2 separate regions of the Mus musculus genome follow, and region 2 is linked to region 1. A link is a loop called in an ENCODE intact Hi-C map of the cell type or tissue named here. Cell type or tissue: heart. All regions are shown on one strand. Each heading gives the region's core, and the rest is flanking DNA. Links, peaks and the distances in the headings are about the cores only.

Region 1 (16,457 bases), core at 7,465-11,464:
ATTGGAAATTTCACTGGCTATATTTTAGTTTTTGTAGTAAGCACAATGACATAGAACCCGAAGAACAAGTCATCTCAGTGTCCCACACAGTGAAGGCACAGTAGCTAGGGAGGGCAGAACCACAAATTTCTAGGGAATACTCAAAGACACTTAGCTTAAAGGTATTTGTTAAAACCAGTATCAAAACTAGGTATCAACAAAACAAAACAAAACAAAACAAAATAAAACACAACACACATTAAAATGGGGCACAGATGTAAACAAACTTCTCAACATAGGAAACTCAAATGTCAGCCAAGCATTTACAGAAACGTCCGATTTAGCAATCAGGGAAATACAAATCAAAACTACCTGGAGATTTCATCTCATACTGATCAGAAGGACTAAGTTCATAAAAGTGACAGCCCATGCTGACGAGATTGTGGAGTACAAGGAGCATCCATCCGTTCCTGTTGTCAGTGGATGTCAGTGAGGGCAAATCTGTATAGTGACTATGGACATCAATGTGCTGGCTTCTCGGGAAGAAGGGCACTAATCTACCTACCAGAGACACTTGCTCAAGTGTGTTCACTACTGCATTATTTGGTAAACATCCTAGACATCCCTCAACAGAAGAAGGGATTAAAAAAAAGGTAGCACTTTCACACAATAGAGTTGTATTCAGCTGTTTTAAAAAAAAATCATGAAATTCCCAGGAAAATAGATGGAACTAGGAAAAAAAAATGATCCTGAGTCAAGTATCCCAGATCCAAAATAGACAAATATTTTATGTATCCACTTATATGCAGATATTAGCTGTTAAGTCAATGAAAACTAAACTACAATCTATAGAACTACAGAGGTTAGGTATAAAGTAAGGGACTGAGGGGACAGGTAGATCTCCCTGGAAAGGGAAATAGAATAGATAGCTATGAGTGGATGAGGGTGTGGAAGAAGATCACATGTGGGAGGATGAAGGTAATAGGGGAAGAGACAACTAAAATTAAGGCCTGTAAAGTAACTTTTATCTGCCAGAAGTAATTGTCATCTTGGAGGCTTACTGCTGAATAAGCTCAGCCTTTCTTGTTCTTTCTGAACTCGGGCTGGCTGATTCAACTCGGCTGTTCTGCCTCAAACTCCTCTCCAAGCTGACTGATTCAATCTGGTATCTCTCAGCTTCCGACTGAATTGCTCTGCTTGGCCTCAAACTAATTCTGGCTATTTGTTCTAACCTTCTGATTCTTTCTTACTCTCTGGCTCCAAGTGCCTCTGCTGATCTGCTCTGAACTGCATGAACTCAGGAACAAATTCGACTCCTCTGCACTGCACTCACTGCTCTGACTCCCAACTGGCTGAACAGAGCTGACTTAACTGAACAGAACTGAAAACTCACTCTCTCTTCCTGCACTGCTCTTAAATAGTTTTTCTCCTGAGAACTGAGGTATCCTATCTCTGACTCATTTTGCCAGATCTTTTTTCCTGATTCAGTACTTTGTCTGCTCCTCAATTAGACTTCATTGTTTGAGATTAAAGATGTGTACTAAGGGCATGTCTGCATTCCAGCCAGATCACAAAGACCTAGGCTGTAATCATAGCAGCCATGTTGCTGGATTAAAATTTCTCTACAAGGGCCATTTGAGGGGCAGTATGGAAGCCAAATGCAATAGAGGTTTCCTAAAATATATACATATATAAAGATGATCTAAATAAAATATTCAAATAATGTGACAGACAGAGCTCCAATTGGTCATCTTGTCACCAAGTGAAGCTTCTTGTCCCAGCACTGGGTTATACCTAATTGAGTTGTTGACCAATGAGATCATATGGAAATCTGCAAATAAACCAGGCAGTTGTCAAGACTGTAGATTGTCCTCCAAGGACTGACAGCAAGGCCTCATAGTTGAAGAGACACAAGTTACTGAACATGGAGAAATTGAGCTGGTACCTACATAGAGCCTTCATCCGTACTTTTTATGGTCTTTTAAACAGGAAGGAACTCTGCACGATATCTCAGCCACAAACTCTTCGGTCTACAATGGTGTCTTGTCTGCAGTATATGCTAGTGTAGTAGTGGCACAAAGCTTATGAAATTAGCCAACCAATATCTTTTTTGTCTTAATTTCCACTCCACAAGATAGAACCCATACCCAACACTGCTTAACCTGAGATTAGATAGTCCAGGCACTTAGGATAAAACCAGATACTATTTGTTAATAACAAAACAAAACAACAAACAAACACACACACAAAAAAACAAAACAATACAAAATAAAACCTTTGAACTAAAATGAGTCCTAATGATATTCTGCTGTGTTCAAAGATCAGGTTTTTGCTCAGCCATCAACAGAGAAGATTCCTCCTGCCACAGATTTGAACAAATACAGAGATCCACTGTTAGACATTATTATACAAAGAGTTAGAGACCATTGAACTCTCAGCCCTAAATGTGATATCTCCATGGAATCCCTCCCACGGGGTCTCAGGGAACCCTCTGAAAGAGTGCAGAAAAAGTATATGTAAGAGCCAGAGGGGATGGAGCATACCAAGAAAACAAGGGCCTCTAAATCCGCATAATCACAGCTCCTATAAACTGGCAGGACTGTACACGGTCTGTATGGAGTCTGCAGCAGGTCCTCTGTGGACACATTATTGACTTCCAGGTTAGTATGTTTGTGGGTTTCCTGACTCTGCAGATTAGTGGGATTTCTCTTCACGTGCCTTCTCTTGGGTGCTTTTCCTTTTCCTCCTCCTCTTCCTCCTCCTCCTCTCCCTCCTCCTCTCCTTCCTCCTCTTCCTCTTTCTCCTCCTCCTCCTTCTTTTTCTTTATATTTACAATTTCAGTGTGTTAGTTTTTGTTTTATTATTATCCTCCAGAAGCCTGTTTGTTTTCTAAGAGACAGAAAGAGAATATATCAGAATGGGAAGGGATGTGGGGATGTGCTGGGAGGGATAAAGAGAGGTGGAACTATAATTAGGATCTTTTTTTGTGAGAAAGAAAATCTATTTTCAGTAAAAGAAAAAGGGAAAACAAACAAACATAGGAACAAACAAGTATCCAGAATACATTGCAACAAGACACTTTCTTTCTGCTCTGGAAAGTTGCAAGCCTTTTCCTTAATAAATGATAACTTTTATTCTGAAGCAAATATTGCCATACATTCCCTTCTTTCTTAGCTGACACTATGGTGATATGCGTCTGTTGTTATTAGCAGTACAGACAGATCTTGACTAGGTATAGGATCACTGTAATTAGTTTAGGTTGTGGGGCTGGGGATATGGTTCAATGGTAAAATACCCACCTGGCTTGCCTGAGGCTCTGGTTTTAATCTTTAGCACCATGAAGGAACTTCAAAAAAGAAGTACTAAAAAAATGTATTGCCAAGAATAAACTAAAACAGAGCTAAATGAACTGGGGGCATTCTGTAATGATGACATGTAGAATAATGTGACCTAAAAGTCACAGTGTTGGTGCTAGCGAGGTGGCTCAGTGTTATCTAAGAGTAATTATCTTGATGCTTCTTCAGAGTATGCTGGTTCCATTCCAGGCAGCCCTGGGGAATGCCTCCAGTTCCAGGGGATCTGACTCTCTCTTCTGGTTTTCACATGGCACACAGACATACATGAAGCACAACATTCCTACACACAAATTGAAAAAATAAGGTTTTGAAGTCATAGTTTTCAGGTTTTCTTTTTTTTTTCAGGTTTTCTTTTTTTTTTTTTTTTTTTTTTTTTTTTTTAGTATTATAATAGAAAATGTAGAGGTTGGATTTCGCAGAGGTTCAGAGTCCACAGGAAAGTATTTTACCAAAGTATATAAAATTTCATCCAGAAGAATAAGGCTAATAATGTAAATGCTAATAACAAATGCTAATAACATAAAGCATCCCTCTAAAGCTTGAAGCTACATAAAATTGCCAATATTGGCTGTCTTTGACCCCCAGCAATGACAGCTTCCTAGGATTGTATATTTATAGAATTCCCTAGCTACAATCTAAAGTGTTTAAAAACAAAACAAAACACAAACAAAAAACAAACAAAATGAAACTCAGCTGAGAGGGTGGGAAGGAAACCCGCATTTCACTCTACAATAAAGTTTGAAAAATGTGTTTATTTAGTTTTCCAGACATGTATTTTATAGGAACGACATGTTCCATTTTCTTATTTTAAATGATATTATTCTTTTGTGCATCACTTTTTCACAGGACACACGAAGGGAGCATATTCACATGTTACTTAATGTCATAGGAAAGCTCTTGACTAATTGGCTGGATTATAAAACAGACTTATCTGGTTTAGCAGTCTCTACACATACATTATAATTTAACTACTATGGTAGCAAAGAAAATATCATGATTTGCTATGAAGTTTGTCCTTTTTCTGGTGTCACAGTTTGCTCCTTTCATGAGGGGCTGAGTGTCATTGCAGGTACTGCCATGGTGGTCAAGGACAGCCACCAGCTGGATGCCAGGGCCGTGTCAGCAGGTTTTCCTGAAGAAATCAATTTCTCTTTTCCATCTTCCTGAAGAGATTGAATTCAGATACTGCACATGTCTACAGCCACGCTCAGATTCAACTTCTTAACCACAGTTCTATTTTTCCAAATTGATCTTTTTACATGTTCAGGACAAAAATCTGCCCTCAACTATAGAAAAAAAAAAAAAGACTTTTAAACCCAGATGATTTTATACAAATAGAGCTAAGTCTAAGATTTAAAATCTGAGAACCAGGGCTGGGATGGTTTTTCAGTGAGTAAAAGCATTTTTCCATGTACATGTGACAACCTGAGTTTAATCCCCAAACCCATATTAAGCTGGATGCTGATATACATCTCTTATTCAGCATTCCTAAAGCAGGGAAGGAGGCAGAGACAGGAGAATTTAGAAAACATGTGGGCCAGGGAAGGCAGGAATTGAGTAGTAGAGGGGACTGTCCACAAGGTGGGTAGCCAGACCTGGAAGGCAAGAATCAACTCCAGGAAGGTGTTCCCTTGCTTACCCACACACAACACACACACACACACACACACACACACACACACACACACAGACACACACACACACACACAGATACACACACACACAGACACACACACACACATACACACACACATACACACACACACATACACAGACACACACAGACACAGACATACACACACATACACACACAACACACACAGACACACACACACATACACACACACAGACATACGTACACATACACACACAACACACAACACACACACACACACACACACACACACACACACACAAAGTAAATAAGTAAAAACTTAAAAACTTGAAGCTCTTGGGGTTATGAGGCCCAGAATGTTGTGATGCATACAAATACTCATGGCAAGCATTTTAACCATAAATAAACATTTCTCTACCTTAAATCTGATGCTCTAGTATGGTAGTCACCAATTCTCTGGATATAAATATATTACACTTTTATTCTTTAATGTATTTCATTTTTTGAAAGAGGGTCACATGCATTGCAGGCTGGCTTTACACTACTTATGTCCTTGAGGATGGCCTTGAACTCTCTGTCCTCCACTAAAGTGTAAATTTGTTTTAGGTGGTCATGAGAAGCCATTCGGGGGATTGTACATGCTAAGCAAGCTCTCTATTAACTATGTCCCTAGTTCAAACTTATAAACATTTTCAACTGGGCAGTGACAGATCTGTAAGGAAGGTCTAGCAGACATCACTGTCTATTCATAATAAGGCAGCTGTCCCCATATGGTACCATTTTCTTTCCCAATAAATGATAAAACATGTCCATCCCTACCCAGGATGTGCGCTCTAGGTACAGATTCTTGAAAAATCATATAAGAAAATCATCTTAGATGCTGAGAGTCTTAGACGTTTCCTGGCATTTAGTGGGTCCAGGGTAAGAAATGCAGACACAGTCAGCAGTTCAAGAGCAGAGATCTTCTAAAGAAAAATTGCATTTCTCATTCTGAACTGGGCTATATGTAGGATGCACTTTTGCTTAGCCCTGCAGGAGCAACACCAGCATTAATTATACAAACAGCTTTTCTGTTTGGGTTGATCATGACTCAGCAAGAAATTTCGAAAGCAGTGTCTTTACCTCCTTAGCAAGCTTTTTTTTTTTTTTTTTCTGTTTTTTCTTTTATGTTTTATCTATTTAAACCCGCGGTCTGGGTCTGCTCTGTATGTCAGGATTAGATGTTTAAGATCTACAGGCAGAGGTCATCATTGTAGTGGTCATCAAGAAACTCCAACTTTGCCAAGCGAGAAACAATCACCTCCAGTCTACCTCCTACCCTTTTCCTTCAAGTAGAAAACAGTATGTTGTCCAGATTATCTGCTTGCTTTTCTGCAGCAAGTATAGAGTAGTCGCATCTCCAAGCCAAAGGTGGTTTTTTCCTATCCTAAGAGAGACAGATAGGCAAAGACAGACAGACAGACAGACAGACAGACAGACAGACAGACAGAGGATTCCGATATTCATGGCTCCCTGGCTCCTTACTTTTGCCTAAATGGCTACTTGGAATAGAGATGGGTTCCTCTAATAAAGATACAAAGGCACCAGAAGACAGTCCCTGCTAAAGTGACAGTAAAAGATATTGTTAGAAAAGGAAAGCTCTCAGCTCTCTGGGCTCCCGGAAGCTTGGGGGTGGGGGAAGTCGTCTCACCTATTTTGGAAACTACTTACAGATGTGGGGAAACCTCGGAATTGCTCACACCAGGGGCTTTTTTGCAGAGATTTCCTCTGATTTTTTTTTCCCTTCCCCAATTTCCCACAACCTGTGTTTGTCTTGAGTCTGCTAGGCTGAGGAGTGGTTTACCTCTCTGATCCAGCTGCCGGCTCTTACACCCTGTCCTAGGGAGGAAATCAAACAAGTGAAGCCGAAGGGTACTAGGAGGCGCTGGGCATGGGCGCCAGAACTGTCAGAAAATTTGCGAGGCGAGTATTCCAACTTCCCTTCCTGCGCCCACGTGAGCCCTAGCTCCAGCCCATCAGCGAGGGCTTAGCGTTTCCTGCTGGTGCGATCTGGAACTCGATTTTTTTTAAAAAAAATTAATTTCTCTAGTTCTTAGTAAAACTTTGTTGGTTAGGAGACTGCCTTTGCACAGATGCCTGTTTTCTTACCCAAACAGAGAAAGGTCAGATACTTTTCCTTCCACTCTTGAGGTAGGAAGGTTAAACAGCAGCAAGGGAAAGAAACACACATCGCCTATTTATCTGGGGGTGGGGTGGGGGCAAGATAGAGAGATTTGCAGCGAAGTTGTCACGATCCCTCGCGCCACCCCCGGTCTGGCGCTCTGCACTGACACGTACCTCATCTATTAATTGCTGTTCGTGGACGCAAATGCGGAATGCATTCGGTTTTTTATCTTTAGTAAAATAGAAATGGAAATGTCAGCGCGCTCGTGTCTGTTTGTTTGTATAAGGCTATCAAACGAAGTCAGAGAGGAGGCTGTGGCCCGGATCCTGACCCTGATTGTATGAATAAGTAAGCAGGATGCGAGTGATTGGGTTAGATGCTGCGAAGATTTTTTTTTTTTTCAAGTTAGGAAGAGGGTAAAAAGACAGCCTAGAGGGGGGGAAAGAGGCACTCCAAATCCTCACACCCCTTTGCTCTCCGGGCAGTCGGGAGCTTCCCTAGCTTCGGCAGGCTTTTAAGGTCTGGCGGCGTAGAAATGCCTATCCCCCACCCCCTTCCTCGGTCTCCCCTTTCAGTTCAGATGTGCTGATGTGCAGACCGGATTCATCTTCCCCGAGCAGCGGCGGTGGCAGCGGCGGGCGCAGGCGGCTGCAGCTCGCTCTCGGCCGCGGGGTCCTGACAGCGGCGGGGGCGCGGCGCGGGAGCCGGAGCTCCGGTGGCAGCTGAGCCCGCCGTGCGCCTCTCGCCGCGGCCGGTCGTGATCGCGGGAAGTTCGACCGCTGGAAGGACGACCTAGACCGAGCCGGGTTGGCTGCGGCTGCCCTGCGCCGAGCTCCTCACCTGCCTTCCGCCCACCCGCGGGCCCCCGGCCAAGTTCCCCAGCATCCGGGGGAGACAGGGAGACATTTGCCCTCTCTAGCGTCCTGAAGACATCCGCATGTCTCCGGACACCTGAACATTCAGGTCTTTCCGAGGAGCTTCCCAGTCGGGATAAGAACACTGTCCCTAGAGCCCCGCATATCCACGCGGCCCTCCGGGTCTGGTCCCCTCCTTTTCCTCTAGGGGAGGAGGATGGGTTTGCAAGCGCTCTCCCCGAGGATGCTCCTGTGGTTGGTGGTCTCGGGTATTGTTTTCTCCCGGGTGCTGTGGGTCTGCGCTGGCCTCGATTATGATTACACTTTTGATGGGAACGAAGAGGACAAAACGGAGCCTATAGATTACAAGGACCCGTGCAAAGCTGGTAAGTGCCTGTCTAAGTTGGGACTGTGGTGCGCTGCTGGGGACCAAGACGTTGGAATCTCCTTCAAGAGGCAATGAGAGCTCACCTGTTTCCTTCTCTCCTGCTCAGCCCCTCCATCGTTGCCCCTCCTCTCTCCCTCTCCTTTTTCCTCCCGGCTCTCCACCCTGCGCGGCGGCCCAAGTTCCCTGGAGTTCTGTGCTAGTAGGATCAGATGCCAAGCACTGGTCCCCCATCGCTTAAGGCAAACGTCCCGTCCTGTAGTTTCTGATCCCTCCCCCATCCCCTGTGAAATTAAACAAGTCATAAACACAGCTGGCTTCTGTGGGTTTTAAATGCCAGCACGCAGCGGGTTCAATGCACCAGGAAGGGACAAGACCTCCGCTGTTCCAGGACGAGGTTTCCCAGAGTTTGTTCATATCCGAGTAGGCAGAGTTTTCCAAAAGGTGGGTGGAGATGGCATCTCTGCCTCTGGACACTCCTTGTTTTACCAAGAGTTTAAGTGTGAGTTCCAGACCAGAAGGGTGTTGTGACAACCTTAAAAGAACTCAGTTGTAGATAAGATCCCAGTTATTTTTCTCCCATTTAAAACTAAATCTAATAATATTTATACCAAGTTGCTACCCCATTCAAATTTGTGTCTTCCTGGAAGTACTCTCCGGAGCTGCAGAGGCACTGACACTCCCTGAAGCCCGCGGGCTCACCCCGCCGGGCCGGGAACACCAGAGAGTAGCTCTCTGCTTCCACGAGCCGGCGCCACCACGCGTCCCTCCTCTGCACCGCCCAAAGCTTTTGCCCGCCTGTGGTAGGAGCCCCACTCACGGTTCTCGGGAACCACGTGAGGGCAGTGTCCTAGGGGACCCAACACTGGCTGAAGCATTAGGGAGGGTTTTGGGGATTCCCTGTCCTAAATTCGGTTGGACTGTGGCTGAGGCAATCTCAGTTCAGCCCGGACTCAACTAACTTTGGGAAGGTTGCTGTGACAGGCCCAAATAACAGTGTCCTTGAGAAACTGAAGGCAGGCACGATCTGGTCTGTTCCATCAAGAGGTGTGAATTCCAGACTAGGTGGCAGAGAAAGGGTGGGCCAAATAGCCAATAGGTCTAAGTGTATCCAGATTCCAAGACTGGTTAGATCTGTGGCTGCTTTTATTCCCCTTCCCTAGGTAAGGCAACCCTTCCTGGGCATGAAGGAGACCTGTGCTCAAGTGAAGGAAAAACCTGCACATTCCCTAGATAAGTTTTACCTTTGATGACATATTCCCTCTTGTTATCAAAACACAATTTCACCATGTTCCCAGGACTTCTTTAACTGATTGCATCTCTTCTGGCTATAGTGGTGACTAGAATGCAACTTTTGGTAGGTGGAGTATTTGTAGTAATGCTGCAACAAAGGATATGCGAATCTCCGGTTTGTCTTAAGGTATGCGCGAGGTCCCAGATTTATAATGTTGTAAAAGGAACTGTCCATTTTGATGTTCTTTCCTGTGAAAGATTCAATCAGCAAAGAAGAAGACCAAGGTGAGGTGTCCCTACTGTGAGTTCAAGCATATGCAAACCCTGGGTGTTTATTTTTCTTTGCAAATAAACACCCAAAGAAAAGAAAAGAAAAGACAACTTGAATAATATTGACTCTTTCTTTCCCCTTCAGTATAGCATTATTTTTGAATAAAAATAGAAAATAATAACTTAGAATTATTATTGTTTTTCTTACCTATCTTTGAGGAGTCGTATGTCTTTGAGCATGTGTCTATTTGTATCTGTTGAGAAGGGAAGAATGGCCAGTGTAGTAGGCTAAGATGTATGAAGATGCAGGGGTCTCTTTCCAAGTGTTCTCCCCCACCTTTACCATACTGAGATGAAAGGTTTTAATTTATCACTCTGGCTACAGAGTGATAAAATCTTATTATCTCTTTTATTAGTACTATGCAAGACAAATGAAAGTTAAAATAACATGAAAAATGTGAGCACACCAAAATCCCAAGCAAGAGTCAAAAGAAGGTTTCTGAAATAACATACATACACACACACACACACACACACACACACACACACACACACACACACACACACAGAGAGAGAGAGAGAGAGAGAGAGAGAGAGAGAGAGAGAGAGAGAGAGAGCACATTTGGGAAATACAGCCATACAAAAGTAGAAAAGCAAGACGTTTGGTATGTCTTTGTGCTGTAGTGGATTCCAGGGCCTGGTCCAGGACTGAGAAATAAGTCCTTTCTGAAGTTCACTAAGAAACATTCTGATATACCCTGCTTGTTTGTACACAGTGGCTTGATGGTATATGACAAACAGCTTTAATGATTTTGAAACTTAGCTGAGTCCATTGTTCTAGCTAGGTTCATGACATTCCAGTGTGCTGGAGCTTGTCAATCAATCTTCCCACTGCACAGACAGGAAAACAGAGCCCCAGTGACTTTATGAGGTTACCCCAGAACGCCATTCCTGCTGCATTTTAAATTTTTTTCTTTCTGACATTTTATTTGAAACATAAAGAAACAAACAACAAACACAAATCTAAGAAATCAGCCCAAGTCTTCTTGTAATCCTGACTGATTTGGAGGAAATTACTTTGATATCAGAAGTTAATTTCATTTACTTTAAATCTAAATCCTGGATGTCAGAGATTAAAAGTATTATTTACTGAGTCATACTGCCAGATCCACTCTTAAGAATCTAGTTCATACTCAACAAGAGGCTGTTCATAGTTTCATCTACAAAATTCTATTCCAAATAAGATAACAACAAAAACCCATGCTATCCAAGGAAAATTATTCTCAGCAATAATTTGTTAAAAATTGTTTCATCCTTAGTATATTTATGAAGTTGAGTGTAGTTATTTATCTGTAAGAGTTCTGACTTCAAGTCTGGAAAACTGTAAGAGAGAGAGAAATCCTGTAATCATTTAGTTGAGTTGATTGAGACATTTCTAGTATAAATGAAAATACGTGGTTTAGTATACCATGACTTCAAGTGTGTTCACAGATGAAATCTGCGGGGATGGAAGGGGTATTTCCTTCTGAGAATGAATTTGCACAGAGATGCAGACAGAATAACACTAAGGAATACCTGCCCGACCTCTTGACTGCTTTATAAGGGGAGGTCATCTGCTCAGCTGAGTGCACAGTCAGGTGCTCCTCTCTTGCTCTCTGGAGCATAAAGGGTCACCAGAGACATGGGGAGCTTGTCTTAAAGCAGGTGATGACCTGCCTCCTTTTAGAGTGCTGTGCCAGTAAGTGTTAACCTGAAGACTGGCATCTGTGAAGTGTCAGTTTACACACTTATGGGCTGGATTTGTGTCAGAAACAATATTTAAAAGCAGAGCCCCATGAAACAATTGGACTAACATGTCTTCCTCCCTCCTTCCTCCTCTCCCCACTTCCCTGCCTTTCTCTTTACCCTTCTGTGCTGCCTCTTTTCCTTCTTTCCCTCTTCCTTACTGTTCTTTTTTGATATGTAAGAAGGTATTAAGGATGTTCAGACCACTGAAAATATGGGGATTGACTAAACAGGGCTTTACATGGTGAGTAGACACTTGAAGACCGACTAATGAAATATAGTGTTTGTCAGTAAGTGTGTTATCCCCTCTATATTCACATGGAAGCAGTGTATGAAACAGTTCTTTTCATAATACAGAAGATGAGTAGACAGTTCTTTTTCTGTTTCTTAAAGGTCAGTGAGGTGAGAGGTTGAACTTGCCCTTTGAAAAGCATCTGTGGGCACGGTCATGAAAAAGTAAGCTTTTGGCATCCCAAGGGCTTCTTGTTGCTTTTCCTCATGACCAGGGCCCTGGTTTCCACGTCCCTGAGGTCTTAGGAAAAATTTCCCAGGTTTCTGATTTCTCATTTCTAGGTTAGTTGTTTTTGTTGTTCTTGGTGGTGTATTTTCTGGCTAGACTGGCATCCTCTTAGGTACAGCACTTCAGAGCTTGATGCCCAATTCCACGTCTACTTTATTCCATAACAATTTGAAATATCCAAACATTTACCTTGAAGTCAGCACCTCTCTGGGCTGCCAAACTCTGGTTTGAAAACTCACTTTCAGGCTTTGCTGCTTTAACCAGTCTCTTCTGTCTTAGTCTTCGTGACTCAGATCTTAAATATATATACATACATACGTTCATATATATTTCTCATTTTGCCTTTGGTGTAGCCAACTTAGGGCCAAAATAAGGGATTATGTTCTGTATACTTGAGTTCTAGTCTTATCTGCTGTGAACACTTATTTCTCCTTTCTCTGGAGGGCCAGTGGGTGTTTTGGTTCACAAGTAGAAGTTAGTGGCAATTGGAAAAGATAAATTACTTTCCCCATGAATTTCTTAGATCAAGTCATTTTTTCTAAAGCCTATTTCCTTCTCTCCTCTCCTCTCCTCTCCTCTCCTCTCCTCTCCTCTCCTCTCCTCTCCTCTCCTCTCCTCTTTTTCTTTTCTCTTCTCTTTCCTCCTCCCCTTCCTTTCACACTTTTGACTCCAAACAGTGTAACTGGCAAATTGAAAATTCACAGGGATAGTTTTGGGTGTGTGTTTCTAGTTTCCTCAAATATTCTGGATATTAACTATGTAATAGATGTAGTATGTGAAAATTTCTCCTATCTTGTAAGCTGTTCCTTTGCTCTGCTCTGCCTTACAGTCTGGAATATTACTAGTTTCACATTATCTTACTTGTCTACCTTTTCCTTCTTTGCTTGTGCTTTTATGTCCTTGACCAAAATATAATCCTTGCTTGGATCAATGGTATAAAATGGCTTCCTATTATTTCTTGTAGTTTTACAGTTTGGGGGTTTTATATTTGTCTTTAGCCCCATTCGAGTTGATTTTCCATTCATTCTTCACATAGACACGGTTTTTCTAGAACTGTTTATTTAAATGTGTTTTGACAGGTGTAAGGTTCAGGTCTGAAATCGCAGCACCTGCGAATTTGGGTAAGAGGATCACGAGTTCAATGCGGTCCTTGGTTACCGAGCATACACAGTGAGTTAGAGCCCAGCTTAGACTAAATGAAACCTTGTCTCTAATGTGTGTTTTGGGAGCTTCTGTAGAAAGTCATTTGGCTCGAAATGCATGGAACTATCTTTGGGTTCTCTTTGTTCTGATGAGCTGTATGTCTGTTTTTATGCCAGTATCATTCAGGAAGAACCCTAGAATAACCAACACTATCTTCAACAAAGAGAAGAAAGCTGGAAGAATCAAAATATGTCATTTCAAACTATACCACAAATAAATACTTCTTCCCAAAACATGTATATTACACCTGTTTGACAATCTAATGTGAACATAATTTCTTCTGTTGAAACTCAGTCTTCCTCCCTTATTGTACAGGTATGAACCCTACATTTGAGTGTCTCAGCAAACATGACTCATGTAAACATAAAATTCACAACTAACAGTATAAGAAGTCTCCTGTAGGCCCGTTGGCCCGCATGACACTGAGATGTAGATTTGTAAGCAGCCCTGTCGATTAACTGTTGTTTACTTTAGGACAATGTCTATGGTTTTAATAGTGCTTTAGTCTCTCTGTGAAAATGTTTTAACTGGGATCTTCTGTAAGCATTTGTAAGAAATGTTAGAGAACACAGTTGGATAGCCATTAAAATGAGGCAAGGTATATTCTGCTGAAACCTTCTGATGCTCAGGGATGTGGTGAGGGTTCTAGTAAGGATTCTGTTGCTACCCCCTCCACACTCTAGGAATTCCTTCTGCATGAGCTCAAAACAAGGTTTGGCCAGTACTCAGGGGACCAGAGAGACCCCAGGGAATATAAGATTTCATTTTCTGGGAGAGTTTTGAAATAATTTGCTATATATTTTTATTCCAAGATTGGGAGTGAATTGTGGAATTATCAAACTTTGAGGAGTGGAGAATCTTCTCCGCATCTTTAGACATAGCACAACTATTTAGCATTAAAGCTTAAGTGGTTTGTTTCCTTTAGTTTCCTATTGAATAATAACACTTTGAGAGGAAAATATTTTAAAAAATCTTTCTAGTCTCAAAGCAATGAATCGAATTTCAGAGAATAATGTGTTTCCCTAGAATGCCAGAGGGGACCTCTTGTTTACTTATTTAGTTCTTGCCATTTTAAGTCCTAAGACCTGATATTGACCATTGGATTTTGGGACACCTTGGCCTAATGCGTTGCTCATTTCAAGGGCTTCTTAGAAAATGTGTGCTTATTCTTTCCGGCCACTCTAAAGTGCTCAGCCATAGATTTGTACTAAGATGCATTGTAAATTAGGTGATAATTGAAATCCAAAAAGTGAAACTAGGAAGTGTGTGTTCTTTTCCGCCTTCTCTCTTGCAATTTACGTTTATAGTTTCAGTTAAATATTTGCTGTCAATCACATGTTAAACAATTCCTTGGCTGCTAGTAATGAGGTTACAGGTAGCTAGCTGCAAACAAAAATCTAATGGTGTGTGTCCATACCCTGGGTAAAGCATTCAGACTCAGAGTTTTCAAAAAAGATTCTAACAACAACGTTTAACACTGTAGTATTCCATCAATGAAAAGAGTCACCACAGGGCCTGAGATAAAATATGTATGTTTACTGTTAGGGTTTGATATCTGCTGTGTTACTAAGGTTCCTGTTGATGCCATTTGATTGGTGTGATGGGGGAGGCAGGGGTGGAGGACAGCAGGGTGTAACGGTTTGCTCATTCCTTGCATTTCTCATCCATGTTAAGCTGTCAGCATGTGGATTGTGCACCACAGAGTCACCTCCAGGGGTTACTGGCCTGCTTGCTCCTATCATAGTCCTTTGAACTCTTTCTCTGGCTTTGACTGAATGTGAAGTGTTTACTGGGATACTGTAGTATTTGCTGTACTGTGTAGTGTTTGCTGGTTCTTGTGCTTTGCTGGTAGTCTGTGTAGCATCGGGTCAGTTGATTGACTACTCTGGATCCACCAAACTCTGGTCCTCTTCCATGATCAGTTTGAGATGACAACTGCTTAGTGGTTGAGTGTGTGTGTGTGTGTGTGTGTGTGTGTGTGTGTTCTAATAAGTATTGTGCTTTAAGACAGGGGTATGTGGTCATATATACTTACATAAATGTAATGTATATGTTTATATACACTTTTTAAATAAGTAACAGACTTCATACAATGGTTGTCCCATAAATGATATTACCTAATAAGGTCACCTCAAGTCTCTACACAATGCCATACAACAGACATATTGCTTAAGGACATATTTATTGAGCTGCATCTTCTTGCTGGGTGGCATATGACTCTAGTGCGTAGATAGTAGAAACTTTAAGATGCCTCAAGGGAGAACAGGAAATAAATAGAAAATATCCAAGAGGGTAGAAGTCTACAGAGGTATGTAGGAATCATCTTTGTGATATGTATTATAACACAGTTCACATTGAAGATGGGATGGCATACACACATCTTAGGATGATCTCTGTGAGTTCAAGGCCATCTTGGTTTACCTTTTTGAATTTCACATCACCCAAGGCTATAGAGTTAGACTTAGTCTTAAAATAAGAAGAATCTAGAGTTCTCTGTCTGTGGAAGAAGTCCCTGTGGATTACATCAGTCACACAAACATAGTCTCTCATCGATATGTGAGGAAATTTAGACCTGGGAAAGGCTCACTAGTCGCTCATCCTGTCCTAGGGATAGGAAATGATGAGAAATGAGCCCAGGTTTCCACATGGTAGATGTCTTCCCTCCCTTTTGTGTGGCCCCATACTCTGGTAGTCTAGTTAATACAATGCAAACATGGTAAGACTTTCATTTGAAGAGGTGATGAGTCTTACACAGGCATCCATCTGTTGTGATTTGCTCTTGCAAGGTTACATCTTTTCATCAGTGCTTGTGAATTTTAAAGGCCTTCCCCTCGACTGTCAGAGTAAGACCAGTGTGTTTCACTTGTGTGAAGTAAAATGAAGGTCTTCTTTTGAGAGAGTATTCTCTATGTGTGAGGAGCTAGAAATGGGAAATGTCTACCATGTATGAAATAACTAAGAGTATATATGACTAGCTTTTGTAGAGTTGAATATTTGAGTGTTTGGGGGGGGGGGCAGGTTAGGAAAGGTACTGCTGGACTTTTCTTCCCTGTATTTAAATTGTCAAGGTACCTTAAATATGGAGCATTTGCC
Region 2 (16,457 bases), core at 7,221-11,220, 210 kb before region 1:
TTATGGATATTTATCCTCCAGTACGAATTCTGAGTTTACTTTCAGGAATCCAGCCAAGTTAGAGAGAAGATTTGTTGATAATCAGCTTATAGTCTGAGAAGCAAGAGATAGTGGGAAAGACATTTTTGTAAAGCCAAGCCAAGATCTGCAGGTACAAGCCCAAGATGAATTGAGAGACAAATGAAACCCCAGCTACGTACCAACCTGAGCTGTTCGGGTCCTTTTCTTTTAGTGTACATGTGCGCATTTGTTCTTGTATGTGTGCGTATGTGTGCATGTCATGGCAGTCAGAAGCTGAAGTCTTGGAGACAAGGTCTGTCATTGAACCTGGACCCCGCTGATTTGGCTAGGTTAGCTAGGGAGTTCCTGGGATCTCCCTGTCTTTCTGCTTCAACAGTTGTGGAGTTATAGGTGCAATATAGGTACACCGTGGACAGACCCAGTGTTTATTTGTTTGTTTTGGTGTGTTCTTGGGAGATCAAACTCATGTCATCTATGAGTTGCAAGGGCTTTACCAACTGAGCCCTAACCAGTGATTCAAACTTAAGAGAATCACAGAAATATAATTAATTTTGCTGGCTGGATAATGGGGACAAATTATGACTGAGACTTTTGTTTGCCAAGGGGCAGTGGGGAAATGATTTAAGGCAAATAAAGTGAGGAGGGAAAAATGACAAAACTCTCAGTCAGCAAAGAGTGTTTCTTCCTCTGGTGACCCATGGGCAAAGAACGGAACTGTTTGGGTAAGTCCGATGCAGTGCAATTAAGACTAATATCATGAACCCAAACAAAGGAAAAACCGAGCTAAGCAAAGGGCCATTGAAAAAAAATTCTAACAGCCAAGACTGATTATAAAACATGCTCTCATGGGAAGGTACTTTAGCTAATGTGAAGTGAAATGTTTAGAATTAAAATGAACTGTGCGATATCATATGCACTACTAAGAAGTATGCCAACCATTAAGTGATAATTGAATAGAGAAATAGTTTCTGTGTCTCCTTCCTAAGCTCTTACAAAGCTCCAAAGTTTCTTTTCTTAAGGCAAGAGGAGAGTCTGTTTTAGTGATTGTGGTTACTAATCTCACTGAAGATACTGAAAACCGTAAGAGCAAACACCAGCACAGCTTGGCTCACGTCCTGTTTTCAATCTGTTCCCTTTATGTCTGCCTGGAACAAAAAAAGGATCAGCCCATGGCTAAAAGGCCCATGGATGCTTTCCTAAAATGCTAATTTACACAAGACATGATTTAGATGAATGTCTCTATTGACTGCATTGGGAGACCAGTGTTAGATATCCTGTCTCTAGTACATTTAAAAACCATGAAAAACTTGCTTTGTCTGCGAGAGGAGAGGGGGCACGGTAGAATTCTAACTTCTTATAAATATATAGTCCTTTTGGTTTGGACAGAGTAAAAAAAAATCACTTGAAATAAAATATTTGAACACTTGTCTCAATTATTCTGCTGCAAATCATAGGTCTCCTGGTGCCAGCAGAACTGGCAGCTTAATAAAGAGATGCTGGCAGCTCGGTGTGAGGCATTTTCTTCACCTTGAAAGGAGGATGGGAGACCAGAACACTCCAAAGCTAGAGGCCGTGGCCTCAAGTGGAGCAGTTGAACCTTAAAGACACTTGGTCATCGTTGTCAGGGATGTCTGCCGGATATCAGTTCAGATAATTGTATTTTGCTTGTCTAGTGCCTCTAGCAGTTTGGAAGGGGAGGGGGAGGGTCTTCATTTCCCATCAGAAATTGCTCAGCAGGTGAAGCTCTGCTTAATTAAACAACTGCTGTGTGGGTGTCCACAGGTGGGATTTCTGTCAGTGGTCAGTGAAGCGATCCCTCCACCCGCCCAGGCCAGCCATATTGCCTCAATGTGAATTCTCTCCGGGGAGTATTCCAATCCATTGTCTCCAGGAAGGAAAACAAATCAATCTTGATAAAATAAAAGAGAGTTTAGAAATCAAAAGGGCCCTTGGAGGTTTTAAGTGGCTTTGTTTTTATTTATATATTTTTAGATAGCAGTTTCCCTTCCTCCCTTCTCTCTCCCTTTCTCTTCTCTCTCCTCTTTCCTTTCGACAAGACTCCATGTATCTGGACAGCCCTGTGGTCACTGTGCATTTGAGAAGAACTTGTGTTTATGACATGATTGCCTCTACTTCCCAGGTGCTGGGATTACAGGTCTGTACCGCCAGGCTCAGTTTAATGTTGCACTGGAGATGGCCGTGCATAGATCTTGTGTTTTGTGCCTACCAGACAAGCACTCTGCTCACTGAGCTACATCTCCAGTCTGCCTTCATTCCTAAACAATAAAAACAAACAGACAAATACTTATAATATGTAAATTATTTTTAAAATTTCACTAAACTTACATCATTTCCTCTCCTGCCTCTTCTCTCCTTCCACACTCCCACTTGATCCTCTCTGCAACGCAGAGGCCTCGTCTTCTTTAACTATTTTTGTTACATTCACATATAAACGAATAAATAAAGGCCTACAACCTTCTGAGTCCATTCAATGTTGCCTATATAAATACATTTTTAAGGCTGACCAGTTGATGTTGGATAACTGATTATCCAATCAAGGGACTCATCCTTGTGGAAAACTAATTCTCCTCTCAGCAGTTCTTAGCTGCTTGTCACTCTTCATCTCGGGATGGGGCTTTGTGAGATCTCCCCCATTTCTACTGCCTGTCAGCTGTTGAAATTGTTCAGGTCTTGTTTAGGGAGCCATGATGTTGAGATTTTCTTGGTGCAGTTTCTCTGACATAGCTAGAAGTCTCAATCTTGCAGCAGAGGTCCTAGTCTTTGGCTCTTACGATCTTCCTGCCCCCTCTTCTGTAATGTTTCTGAGTCTTCGGTGTAGGAGTTGTGCTGTAGATGTATCATTTGGGGCTGGAAATAGCTCTGTCATTTGATTTCTATATTTTGAGGAGTTGTATCTTTTTGTAATGGTCTCCTTCTCCAATAAAAGAAGCCCCATTGGAAAGGAAGGAACGCTACACTTGCATGGGGGTGTAAGGGTAAGTATGAAGGATGCAGTTAGGAGATTAACCTGGCGTCTTTAACAGCATCTTAGCAAAGTCTTTTCTTTCATATACTTTATGCACTTTAATCCTAATTGCCCACTCTATTTTTACTTTCTTCTTTCTTTCTTTCTTTCTCTCTTTCTTTCTTTCTTTCTTTCTTTCTTTCTTTCTTTCTCTCTCTCTCTCTCTCTCTCTCTCTCTCTCTCTCTCTCTTTCTTTCTTTTTTTTTTTTCCGAGACAGGGTTTCTCTGTATAGCCCTGGCTGTCCTGGAATTCACTTTGTAGACCAGGCTGGCCTTGAACCCAGAAATCTGCCTGCCTCTGCCTCCCAAGTGCTGGGATTATAGGCATGCGCCACCATGCCAGGCTCTCCATTTTTCTTTCTTCAGTGTATGGTCCAGTTTAGTCTGGTTGTCCATTACTAAGCTTTCTACAGGGGTCTTGGGATCAGTCAGGCTTGGTAGAAAATGTGAATAATAGAAAGGGCTTATCTAGTTTGCTGGCCTTTGTTCCAAGGATTTGAGAGGACTTGATTCGTAAACCACCAGGGACTCCTTAGTCGCCTTTCCTTTGTTTTTATTTACTAAGAGTGTTGTCAGCTAAATAGTTTCATTAGATGGAAAGTCAGTTGGCAGTCCAGATGCAAAGTACTCAGGAATATTGGTGCCTTGAACGGCAGGCCAATGTCATATGGCTGAACTCTTAGTGTCATTTTGAATGCATTTCAATGATGAATTTTCCACAGGCCTAGAATTGCCTTGTAGATAAAATTTATACTTAAAAATAAAAGTCACCTTTCATAGACTTAAAATCTGGCATTAGCAGGATAAACTTCTTATGTGAGGTATATTTTGGCGGGTTCTGTTAGCGTGGTAGTATAAACATATGGCTCAACCTTATTTTTTTTAAATTGCTTTTTAGAAATTAAGAGGTTAACCTCAGGGTCTCTATCATGGAGTGACAGTCACCGCTGTTCACTGGTAATTGGTGGTGTCCCCTTTCGTTGTAAAAAGAATGATTCTTCAATGACGTTTCTTCTAGTGATTTTTAGATTATAGTGGAGATTTATAATAGCAATTAAATACAAGATGCCGTATAGTTATTGGATTGATTTGTAGAGTTGATATTTAGAAATACATTTTTGTTATTTTTTTTGAGACTTTCATAATTTATACAATGTATTTTGATCCTGTTGAATCTTACTGGCATCTCTTCTGGGATGTTCCCTGAGCTCTGGAGGAAGGCAATGCAGACGTCCTATTTGTGACTGAGCCCTTCACTGACCTTTAGTTTCTGGTCTTTGATCGGAGGTAAAGCTGCAGTTTTTATATAGGAGAACTAGTATATTGCTTTGTTTGCTTTTTGTTTTTTTTTTTTTTTGTTTTCTTTTGATAGGAACTATGGAAGAGAGAAAGTATCACTTCTCCTTTTTTGTTTTGGTCCTCTCTCCCTCCCTCCCTCCCTCCCTCCCTCCCTCCCTCCCTCCCTCCCTCCCTCCCTCCTTCCCTCCCTCCCTCCTTTCCTTCCTTCCTTCTTCCCTCCTTCCCTCCCTCCCTCCTTTCCTTCCTTCCTTCTTCCCTCCTTCCCTCCCTCTCTTCCTGTCTTCTTTCTTTCTTTTGAGAATAATAATACATGTGTTTACCTACATTCCTAGCTAAGAAATTAAAAAACGAATTTTAGAAAAAAAAAAAAATCAAACACCAAACCGAACCCCACAGTTAGCCAGCTTTGTTCACTGAAGGGAAATAAAATCGCCATATCCTTAATCCACTTAGATTTGACCTTAGTACAAGGAGATAGGAATGGATCAATTCGCATTCTTCTACATGATAACTGCCAGTTGTGCCAACACCATTTGTTGAAAATGCTGTCTTTCTTCCACTGGATGGTTTTTGCTCCCTTGTCAAAGATCCAGTGACCATAGGTGTGTGGATTCATTTCTGGGTCTTCAATTCTATTCCATTGGTCTACTTGTCTGTCGCTATACCAGTACCATGCAGTTTTTATCACAATTGCTCTGTAGTAAAGCTTTAGGTCCGGCATGGTGATTCCACCAGAGGTTCTTTTATCCTTGAGAAGAGTTTTTGCTATCCTAGGTTTTTTGTTATTCCAGATGAATGTGCAGATTGCCCTTTCTAATTCGTTGAAGAATTGAGTTGGAATTTTGATGGGGATTGCAGTGAATCTGTAGATTGCTTTTGACAAGATAGCCATTACCCAAGATATAAGATACAATTTGCTAAACGCATGAAACTCAAGAAGAACGAAGACCAAAGTGTGGACACTTTGCCCCTTCTTAGCATTGGGAACAAAACACCCATGGAAGGAGTTACAGAGACAAAGTTTGGAGCTGAGACGAAAGGATTAACCATCTAGAGACTGCCATATCCGGGGATCCATCCCATAATCAGCTTCTAAATGCTGATACCATTGCATACACTAGCAAGATTTTGCTGAAAGGACCCAGATATGGCTGTCTCTTGTGAGACTATGCCGGGGCCTGGCAAACACAGAAGTGGATGCTCACAGTCAGCTATTGGATGGATCACAGGGCCCCCAATGGAGGAGCTAGAGAAAGTACCCAAGGAGCTGAAGAGATCTGCAATTCTATAGGTGGAACAACAATATGAAAACCAATACCCCCCCCCTCGTGTCTCTAGCTGCATATGAATCAGAAGATGGCCTAGTCGGCCATCAGTGGAAAGAGAGGCCCATTGGTCGTGCAAACTTTATATGACTCAGTACAGGGGAACACCAGGGCCAAGAAGTGGGAGTGGGTGGGGGAGCGTATGGGGGACTTTTGGGATAGCATTGGAAATGTAAATGAAATAAATACCCCCCCCCAAAAAAAAACCCCACCATATCCACAGCATACTCTCTGATCAGCTTTCCCTCAGTCTCACCACTAACACCTATTTTTATGTTTTTAGCAAATATCAGAAGGGGAGTTAAAGTTTCTAATTTTCTTTTAAAGTGGTAACGCCCTTTTGCAAAAAAGTGAATTTCTGTTGCTTGGTGGGGGGAAATCCATTTTGGCAGCATAACTGATTAACCTAAATGGTGAGATGATGGTCATCAGAATTCAAGCTATTTCTCATTTCAAGATAATGTGCTATCTGTAATATAGTCTACATTTCTTACCCCCTGACTTTGTTTATACAGTTACATTTCTTTTTCAGTTCCAGGAAATGGTTATATGGCCACAGAAAATAAAATAAAAAGAAGTAACATAAAATGAATATGAATAACATGAATGAAGAAAAAGGATTTAAGGAGAGAGAGAGAGATTAGAGAAAGGATTAAACTTTTGGAGGCAGGAAGATGGTAACAGGTCAATATTTCAGCTCTTCACTTCTAGAAGAAAGTCATGAATTTGAACTACACAGACCATAGAAAACTGAAGAGCAATCATTGCCAACACTGAATTGTCATGGTCCCTGCCGTATGTCTTTATCAAGAAGACTACATTTAGCCTAATCATCTGACAAGCGTTGAAGAAACTTTATCATTTATGTTTTACAAACTCCATGGTTGATGATGAGAAGAAATAGAAAAAGGCAAGTCAGAGTTTCCAGAGTCAGCAAATTTGAGGACAAGGAGATCACTCAGACCAGCCAAGCAGACAGTAAATGAATCCCTGTATTGTTCTATTTTTTTTTCTCCTTCTACAAATCATTTCCTCATTTTAAGTAAAGAAGGAAATAGAAGGCTGAGAACTTTGGCTGGAACTGGCTTTTTCAAAGCATTTCTCACAAATGTGAAGAGGAACCGGGGGTTGCAAGGTTCTGTAGGAAGAGCGATGTAGCCTCGGCCACACGGAGATGAAAGAGCCACATTTTCCTAAGTATTTCTTCTGTGATTGGAGTTTCAAAGGATTTAAAAGGGCAGCGGGGCGGATGCTTGCTTTGTGACAATGTAGTTCTGGCTGGGAAGCAGTGTGCTTAGAGAAATCAAGTAGAATGCTTCACAAGTAAGTTCTAACTCCTACAAGGATGTAACCGCAGTTGAAAAAATAAGAAAAGATGGTGGATCTATTAAGTTTCTTGGATAATTAATTTGGCATTCCCAGCTCTGTTAAACCAATTTAGTAATCTCTTAAACAGATCTGGTTTTAACTTTAGAATTAATATACCACCGGAACTGAAATGTTACAGATATTCCTTTCCTCAAATGATAGAGCAGCACACAAGTTATTACGTCTCAAACCCCTTTATCTCACTTAGGGCAGGGATTTGGGTAGGCACACAGCATTTCCCTGGCACTTTCTTTGTGTAGTTTTAGTAATTTTCTTTTCTGTGGCACTGAGGTTGGTCTCAGGGTTTAGTACAACACAGAAGTTTCATCATCAGATTATATCCCAGACTTTTTGTGTGTGTGTGTGCTTTTCCATGTATGCATGCATGCATGTATGTGTGTGTATATGTATGTATGTATGTAATGTATTATGTAGGTATATATGTATCATTTATTTATTTAGAATCAGGATGTCATTAAGTCTCCCAGCCTGGACTTGAAATCACTCTGCAGCTCACACTATAGAACTATAGCCTGTCTTTTCCTCGGACTCCCAGATAGCTGAGATTGTACACTTGGGGCACCAGGTTTGGTGTTTACTTTATTTCTTCACTATATCTCCCAGACAGGCTTTGAACTCACTACGTAGTGTGACTGACATTGAACTTGCAGTCTGGTCACCTGTTTCTCAAGTGCTAGGGTGTCAGGGATACATTACTATGCTCTACACAGAGTTCTAGTATAGAGTTCTGCTTCAACACCGTTCTGCCTTTTCCCTTCCCTTGTACAATGAAAGGAACAGGACACAGTTAAACATCACTGCTTGGGAAAGGAGAACTTAGATCCACATCTAGGTGCTCTGCTGACTCGCATGAGATTGCCTGAAGAGAACATCTTCCACTGTTCTGTGGTTTGCTTCGAGCCACATTTAGTGGTCTTTATATGACTGCTTTCTTTTAATCAGTAAAAACATTTCGAAGCAAAACCTTTTCTTAGAAACACATGATGTAAACTCACAGTCAATGAGCTAAGTTTTGTGTGTTTTGGTCTCAGGAGACTTACTGCTTGATTGTGTTAGCTGCAACCTGGCCATAGTTGTGAACCCACTACAAACACTATGATACATATTCCACACACACACCTGTTCATGGAAAACTACTTCTTCAGACAAGGAAATAAAGGTGCTTCCTGTACTCTTAAAATGGATATCATTAAATATGCATTTTAACTTATGTATTTGTTTTTGATCCTTTTAAATTCTGCATTTGTGAATGTGGAGTAATTTATATGAGATACAAAAATTAAGATAAATTGCATATACTTAATAATGTTCAATATTAAGCCTATTGAACTAAACTTCAGTGAAGCTGGAGTGAAAGTATAACATTTTGCTATGTGGTTAACTCGTTTCTCGTTTACATTTCAACAGCTGCACACAGTTCAACAATTGTCCAGGAAGGGTCAAAGCCAACAATAATGTTATTCCCAGATAGCAGAGGTTTTTCTTACTTAGGAAGTAATAGGGGAAAAGAAAAGAGAACGAGAAAAAGACCATAAAGATGCCACCCATCTTGGAGTAGCACAATGTATGAAAAACACAAGCTAAATTTGGAATTTGCCAAACTCAACTACTGTAAGAGCCCCCAGGTATTGGGTTTCCCAGCTACACTGAACTGCTGAACAGCAGCATTTTAACCTAAAACTATATTTTAGCTTTTACTTCACCACTCAAGTTCTGATGATTTTGATAGTTGATTTTGATATCTTAGGCCTTTCATGAAAATGACACATGTCTTTATTCTCTTATTCTTTACTTTAGGCCAAAGTCATTTGATAGTAGTTGTTGAGTGTCTGTACGTGTGGAGATCAGCAAGTCTTCCTGAAGCCCTTCCACGAATTCTGAAGTAAACCCTAGGGCTTGGCCCATAGGACTTGGCACTGTTAGGAGGTGTGGCCTTGTTGGGGGAATTGAGTCACTGTGGGGGTGGGCTTCAAGGTCCTATGCTTAAGTTCCCACCAGGGTGCAAGACACCCTTCTCCTGGCTGCCCGCAGAAGACAGTCTCCTTCTGCCTGCCTTTGGGTCAAGATGTAGAAGAGCCAAGAATTCTTGGCTCCTCCAGCACCAAGTCTGCCTGTATGATGTCATGCTTCCCACCATGATGATAATGGACTGAACCTCAGAAAGTATAAGACTGCCCCAATTAAATGTTTTCTTTTCTACGAGCTGCCTTGATCATGGTGTCTCTTCACAGCAATAGAACTGTAGCTAAGACATAGTTCCAGTTGTCATGTCTTTTGGTTGTCGTGACAAAATACTGTGACAAAAACAAATGAAAGATGAAGGTCTAAGAGTTAGACAAATTTCTCATCAGGGAAAGCAACCATAAAGAAATAGTAAAGATAGCAAACTTCTAGCTTCTTCCTTACTCTCCTGACCTGAGACAAAGGCCCAGCCAGCTTTTGCTTCTGCCAGTAAGAGTCCCTCTTCTGGCTAGCTGGTTCAGGCTGGTCAGATATGCTCAAGTCTGATTCTGAGAGTGTGCACACACACACACACACACACACACACACACACACACACACACACACACACACATTCACTTTAAACTGTATGTCTATAAACTCCAATCCAAAATTATGGAGATGGACAAATTCCAGCTTAACACCCCATCTCTTCCAGAGAAAGACTGGCTGTCCACTTGCTCTCTCTTCTCTGCATGGAGTCTTCCCTCCCCACCCCCATATCTCTCTGCGATGTTTCCTGTCTTTTAATTCCTTAATTGTCAGAGAAAATGAATATAAACAAGCCCCCTAGCCAGTGACAAACAGGAAGTGTTTATTTTGGCTGTAGTTCCAAACAGGATTCAATCTCTCTTGGGGAAAGCATAGCAACAGGTGCTGGAGGCCAGGTTGTGACTTTTCAATAAAAACCTCAAGGCCTGTTCTCAATGACGTACTTCCTCCATTAGGACTCCACTCCTAAAGGTTCCATTACTTCCCCCAACAGGATCAGCAGCTGGGAATCAAGTGTTCAAATGCATAAAATGAGGAAGATTTCCCACCCAAATTATAACATTTCCCAAAAGGACTCTTTCCCTAGGTGCCTCATGGGCATCATTACTTGAGTTGGTTAGTCATGATAATAGATCCTGTACTTAATCTTTCTAGGCTCAGAAGCCTGGCTTCTTAATCTCTGAAAGTTGCTTTGTCTCTTAGGGAGAGATACTGAAAACTGCATACTCTGATGTGTATGTGTGTGACTATGTATGCATGTAACTATATGTGTGTGTATGCTTGTGTGTATATAACTATATCTCTCAAAGTGACTGAATTTCCGACCTCTGCAGTACTGTGTGATAGCAAAAATGGTTATATTCTGTGTATTAGATGAGTGTTTCGTTTTTTCCAGGCAAGCTGTGTGCCAAGTATTTGCTTGTGAGCAATGGCACAGTTAGGCTTATGATCGGAATGTTTCAAGACACTAAGTAAAGAACATAAGTGTGGCTGATGTCCACTGATGCTGTAGCTACAGAAAAGATGTACCATTTCATCTTTACAGTGCTCCAACATTGGCCAGTTTTATCTCTGAAGTCTTCTATTTTCCCCTTTGTTTCTCTAAATAGATTATCACATGCCTTTGGGCGATGTTACATCATTTCTACTAAAAAACATGACAAGTTGAACTTAACATTTATCTTCTATGGAACAATACCATTTGTCGCATTTTCAACTTGTCATAGACATTGAAGTGTCTATAGGAACCAAAATACCGTGCACTGCAGGTTCCTGGCAGAGCGGCTGTGAGTTCACCGAGGATTTGAGTGATTAAAGGCCTTGTATCCTGCAGCGTCTTTAGAGAGAGAGCCTTTTGGTAGAATTGACAAACTGGGGCTTGTTTTTCTTGTGGGTTCCGAATGCTCTCCTATTTTCTATTGCTGTGGAGATGCCCTGTTTCCCTTTAAGCTGCACCTTTCTCCGTAGGTGGGCTGAGAGAAAAGGTAGCCATAGACTTTGAAGATGAAAGTTTAAAAAGTAGCTCCGGAAAAAATAGCTTCATGTGCTCACTCTACGGCTTCCCTTTGATTTCTTGCATGCCGACCGACCATACTCAGCGCACCATACTAATTACTTTATGTTGGCTGCCAGCTGCCAGCTGCCAGCAGCCTGGGCTTCCTCAAGTCTCAGCTTGTGGAAAGCGAATGACTCCATGATATTTAAATAAAAATGATTCGAGGTCCCAAGGGGTCACTAACAAAAGTGGTGGCAATTTCTTAGTCACTCTTTCCTTTAAATTTCCCTTTCCATTGATGTTTCTCTTTTTCTTAGGTTGTGTCGCTCCCAACTGTGGTCTACTTTCTTCTCTCTGTCAATGAAATAAAGCCATATTTTCATCTCCTCAAACGCTACCCACAGGATACACTAACAGCATTGTTACAAATGATTTGCAGATCACATAACAGATTTGGGAACTAGATTTAAGAACAGCTATCATCTCCTTAGTTGTTTAGTTGTACACAATAGTTGGTGTTACAAAAATATTACTTCATATGTGTGTGTGTGTGTGTCTGTGTACCATGTACATAGTGCATATGGTGGTACAGTGAACAAAGTGTTGACAGAAGGCAATGGACCTCTAGCTACAGGATAGCCTCCAGGTGGGCATTTGGAACAGAACGGGAGTCCTTCAAAAGAGCAGCGCTCTTAACTGATGAGCCATTCCTCAGCCCAGTATTCTAATATTTTTTGTCTTTTTAAAGAGTGGAAAAAGATTGGTAAACTGCATGCAGACAGGAAGAACACAGGAGTTATCTCCAAACCAATGCCCTCCAAATGAAGGAAGTATTGCGACTGTATTTTGGAGGAATCTATATTAATTTAAGAATGCATTTTATGGGTAGGTACATTTTTGAGCATACTTAATTTAAGGTGATATTTCAAGAAGGAGAGATGATGAATGTATATTTAGGCATTTACAAAAGGCAAAAGGTTAATGTGACAGGAACAGTTTGGGGCAAGCTAAGCTTACTTCCTAAAGTCAGAGCATGCAGCCATCTCTGGGCTTATCCAATTTTCTCCAGTATATAGGCAAGAGAGGAGGTAGTCTTCTTTTCTTTTCCTTTCCTTTCTTTTCTTTTCTTTTCTTTTCTTTTCTTTTCTTTTCTTTTCTTTTCTTTTCTTTTCGTTTCTTTTCTTTTCTATTTCTATTAGCTTATATTAAATACACAACATAGAGGTTTCACCATGACACTTTTGCATATTCACGTGAAATGACATTTAGAATGGACTTTCCCTGACAAATGCTTGCTTCACTTAGGGTTTGGTGAATTCTCCCCCCCCCTACACCCCCCCCCCCCAGAAGCACCTTGTGGGACTAGCCTTCACTAACTGTCTGCGCCCTGGAACATTCTAGGAAAGCTCAGCCACGAGCAGTCTTGATTTGTTCTTATAGTTCTGCCACTTTTTCCTTTTCCAGCCTTGGGTCACCTTGGCTGGGCCAGCTTGTCCCCAACTTCTTTCTGCTGTATTCCTCTATTTTCCCTATTCTAACCCCTCCTTATTGGCCTGTTGCTGGGAACTCAAATCTATTTTTATGTATTAAAATGAATTTATTTTATGAGGTCCCATTTGTCAATTCTTGATCTTACAGCACAAGCCACTGCTGTTCTGTTTAGGAATTTTCCCCCTGTGCCCATATCTTCAAGGCTTTCCCCCACTTTCTCCTCTACAAATTTCAGTGTCTCTGGTTTTATGTAGAGGTATTTGATCCACTTAGACTTGAGCTTTGTACAAGGAGATAAGAATGGATCAATTCGCATTCTTCTACATGATAACCACCAGTTGTGCCAGCTGGGGATCCATCCCATAATCAGTCACCAAACACAGACACTATTGCATATGCTAGCAAGATTTTGCTGAAGGGACCCTGATATAGCTGTCTCATATGAGGCTATGTCAGTGCCTGGCAAATACAGAAGTGGATGCTCACAGTCATCTATAGGATGGAACACAGGGCCCCTAATGGAGGAACTAGAGAAAGTACCCAAGGAGCTGAAAGGGGTCTGCAACCCTATAGGTGGAACAACAATATGAACTAATCAGTACCCCCAGAGCTCATGTCTCTAGCTGCATATGTAGCAGAAGATGGCCTAGTCGGCCATCATTGGGAAGAGAGGCTCCTTGGTATTGCAAACTTTATATGCCCCAGTACAGGGGAATGCCAGGGCCAAGAAGTGGGAATGGGTGGGTAGGGGAGCAGGGCAGGAGGAGGAAATAGGGAACTTGAGGGATAGCATTTGAAATGTAAATAAAGAAAATATCTAATAAAAAAAGGAAAGTAAGAAAAACAAAACAAACAAACAAAAAGAAATGAATTTATTTTTTTCATCCTCCTAATCACATGCTGAGGGTTGCAATTCACAAGAAAGACATTCTGAGCTGCTGGCAAGAGGGAACTTTTTCAGGATGATCCCGATATCAGTCTTTAATTTCTCTGTACCTCTTACAAGTGACAAATCACACTGTTAGCTAAGTGGGAAAGCCAGGACAAGGCTTCCGGTGTCTTAAGCCAGGACTGGAGATGTTTAAGCACAGCACCTGCTAGTGAATCCAGATGTCGCTTGGCAACATCTCAAGTAGACCTGTGCTTTTCATTGTCTTCTTTGTAGCTTTGTTTTACTTTTTTCCCCCTAAATCTGTATTCTGTAAAATTCTTACTTAGATGTATGTGTATGGACATGGGTGTGCAGGTTCTCACAGAGGTCAGGCAAGTGCGCTAGGTTCTCTCAAGCTGGAGTCTATGGTGGTTATGAGCTACCTGACTTGGGTGCTGAGAACTGAACTCCATTTCTCTGCAAAAGCAGTAAATGTTCTTAACCACTAAGCCATCTTCACTAAATTATATATATATATATATATATATATATATATATATATATATATATTATATGTATATAATATAGTGTGTGTATTTGCATTTCTTTTTCATGAGTTCTGTGTATTCATAGTATGTGTCTGTTCATACTATGTGTATTCACACTGTGAGTTTTAACATGTATATAAAACACATGCATGTGAGTGGGGAAGTCCCATAGAGACTCAAGGTTGATTTGTGAGGGATTCTCCTTCTCCTTCTCCTTCTCCTTCTCCTTCTCTTTCTCCTCTTTCCCCTTCCTCTTCCTCTTCTTCCCCTTCCCCTCCCCCTCCCCCTCCCCCTCCCCCTCCCCCTCCCCCTCCCCCTCCCCCTCCCCCTCCCCCTCCCCCTCCCCCTCCCCCTCCCCCTCCCCCTCCCCCTCCCCCTCCCCCTCCCCCTCCTTCTCCTTCTCCCTCTCCCTCTCCCCCTCCCTCTCCCTCTCCTTCTCCTTCTCCTTCTCCTTCTCCTTCTCCTTCTCCTTCTCCTTCTCCTTCTCCTTCTTCTTCTTCTTCTTCTTCTTCTTCTTCTTCTTCTTCTTCTTTTAAAATCATTCTCCTACCTTATCCTTTAAGACAGATCATTTACCCACCTTATCCTCTCAACCAAACCCACAGCTCTATGATTTGGCTAGTCTCACCTTGATAAGAGCACAGCTTGTTAAGAGCATCTACTATTTCTACCTGCACAGGCTAGAATGACATCCTGTCAACCCAACCTCCCATTAGCACTGGTTCTGGGAACTTGAACTGTGTCCCCTAAGTTTGTATGACAAGCACTTTAACCACTGAGCCATCTCCCAGGCTCTGGATCATCCTTGACAAAAGTAATTTAAAGCATGTTCATGTCTATATAAACCTGTTGATGTTTGTGATAATAAAACCAGCAAACTGCTAAGCATTGCTGCCCATATGCTCAAAAGCCCCCAAAGTGGCAATGATGTCATCCTGTGTTATTTTTGACCATATTTTCTGTCAAGAAAGAAAATAATTTGAATAACAAAAATGCCTTAAGTACATAATTACCACCATCATTAGCTATTCCTTAACTACCAGCTTCTCTCTTTTGCTCCTAAAGGATGTAAAAATTCTTTCTGGCTTTGGAGTTTCATGACAAAAGGTGAAAGGTGTGGTGCAGAGGTCAGGGCAGTTGCCTGAAATGAAGACCTGAGTTCCATTGCCTGAATCCACAAGATGGAAAGGACTTGACCCTCCACATCCACAGGGGTGCTATGGCATGCATCTCCCCACAACCCTGCAAAATAATACATGTAAAACATTTTTTTTGAAAAGAAAATCGATTTCTCTCCTGGTTTTCTTGGTGTGGTTGAATTGAAAATAATGACAAAAGTGAAATTGTGCTGTGATGTACAAAGAGCCTCACACGTACTTCCTGATGGACGCTTGGTGGGGGCTACGGTGTTCAGCCTAGGGCTGTGATGTTTTATTCTAAAAAAAAAATCAAACTAATTTGCAGTGGCTGTCACAGTTAGTCGTGATGCTTAGGGGAGATATAAACTGAGAACCTCAGGGATGTAAGGGACTAGGCTATCATGGTGCCACCGGAGACGCAGGCACCGTTAGATTAGTTAGGGGAAAGTACATTGAGGTGGATGAACTTGAGAACGTTATGAAAAGAAACAGCATGGTTCCTAGGAGAGGATCCAGGGGGAAATTAGGGTATTACTTTGGGCAAACCCACTTTCATATTTCTACGGTTTCCTTCCTCGGCCACTTTAATTTTTATGATTGCTGTAGGGAGCCACTTAGATAGCAAGGGAGTTGGAACGGAGAAAGTGATTTCCAACTTGCACAACCAAAGAGAGCTGTCTTTTGTCGTAGGGCTTCGGCTGCAGTCCACGGGGGATTGAGGAGCTTTGCAACTGAGTCAAATTATGAAACTTTTAGTACAATGTTTGCAAAGTACTTCTTACAGAAATTGGGTGTAGTTTTCCAAGAGAACATTTTCCCTGTAAGTTTCAATAATGCACATTTGTTCATTTGTGTGCCTTGGGCTAAATTATTACTAGTTTTTATTAAAAACTAATTTTCACAATCTTTTCAATTCCCCATCTGGATTATTATACGCTGAACATGCATTTTTGTGTAGGTAGGTAACCCAAGCACAATAATTGCATTGTCAAAAATTCATTGCCTTCTTCTCTGCAAAAGGTTTGCTGTTTCACCTGATGAGTTTTGCGTCGGGTATATTGTTGGGGCAGAAGGCAGAAAATGTTTTCTAATTCTGTCTATGCAGTGACAGAATGTTTCTATATGAGCACTCACCTAGTTTTACACCATCTAGACAATAAGCCTGATTTCTTGAAGGTATTCTAAAGTGAAAACAAAAATTCTTAAAATGAAAACTAAAAAGACCCTTTTTTGCATACACTTCTTATTTTTTCCTCCTGGAAAAAAATAAGTCACTGTCAACAAAAGTCTTTTTTTTGTTTGTTTGTTTTCTTTTTATATTTAAAAGTAAGTTATTAGTAAGATTAAGAAAATAAAAACTG

Evidence for each region. A loop is a pair of places that touch in the nucleus more often than their neighbours do. Peaks named below come from ENCODE experiments on the same cell type or tissue, not always from the same donor. Only the 100,000 strongest peaks of a DNase experiment are listed, where the experiment ranks them.
Region 2: a loop joins it to region 1, with 2.1 times the contacts of the local background. A loop is called at or near these places in 1 of 42 quality-filtered maps.

What each region holds. Positions count from the first base shown.
Region 1 is chr8:64,197,112-64,213,568 of GRCm38, reverse strand. It overlaps Tll1 (tolloid-like), which reads left to right and starts at 7,561. Exons shown (of 21, transcript NM_009390.3): 1 at 7,561-8,354. The coding sequence starts at 8,186. In heart, for the core only: a CTCF peak has its summit at 9,113; a DNase peak (open chromatin) is centred at 9,178; H3K4me3 peaks cover 2,051 bases; H3K27ac peaks cover 1,254 bases; H3K27me3 peaks cover 882 bases.
Region 2 is chr8:64,407,418-64,423,874 of GRCm38, reverse strand. It overlaps Gm35521 (predicted gene, 35521), which reads left to right and starts at 2,846. Exons shown (of 3, transcript NR_166077.1): 1 at 2,846-3,017; 2 at 6,203-6,993; 3 at 15,023-15,250. In heart, for the core only: no CTCF peak of the experiment used is centred there; no DNase peak of the experiment used is centred there.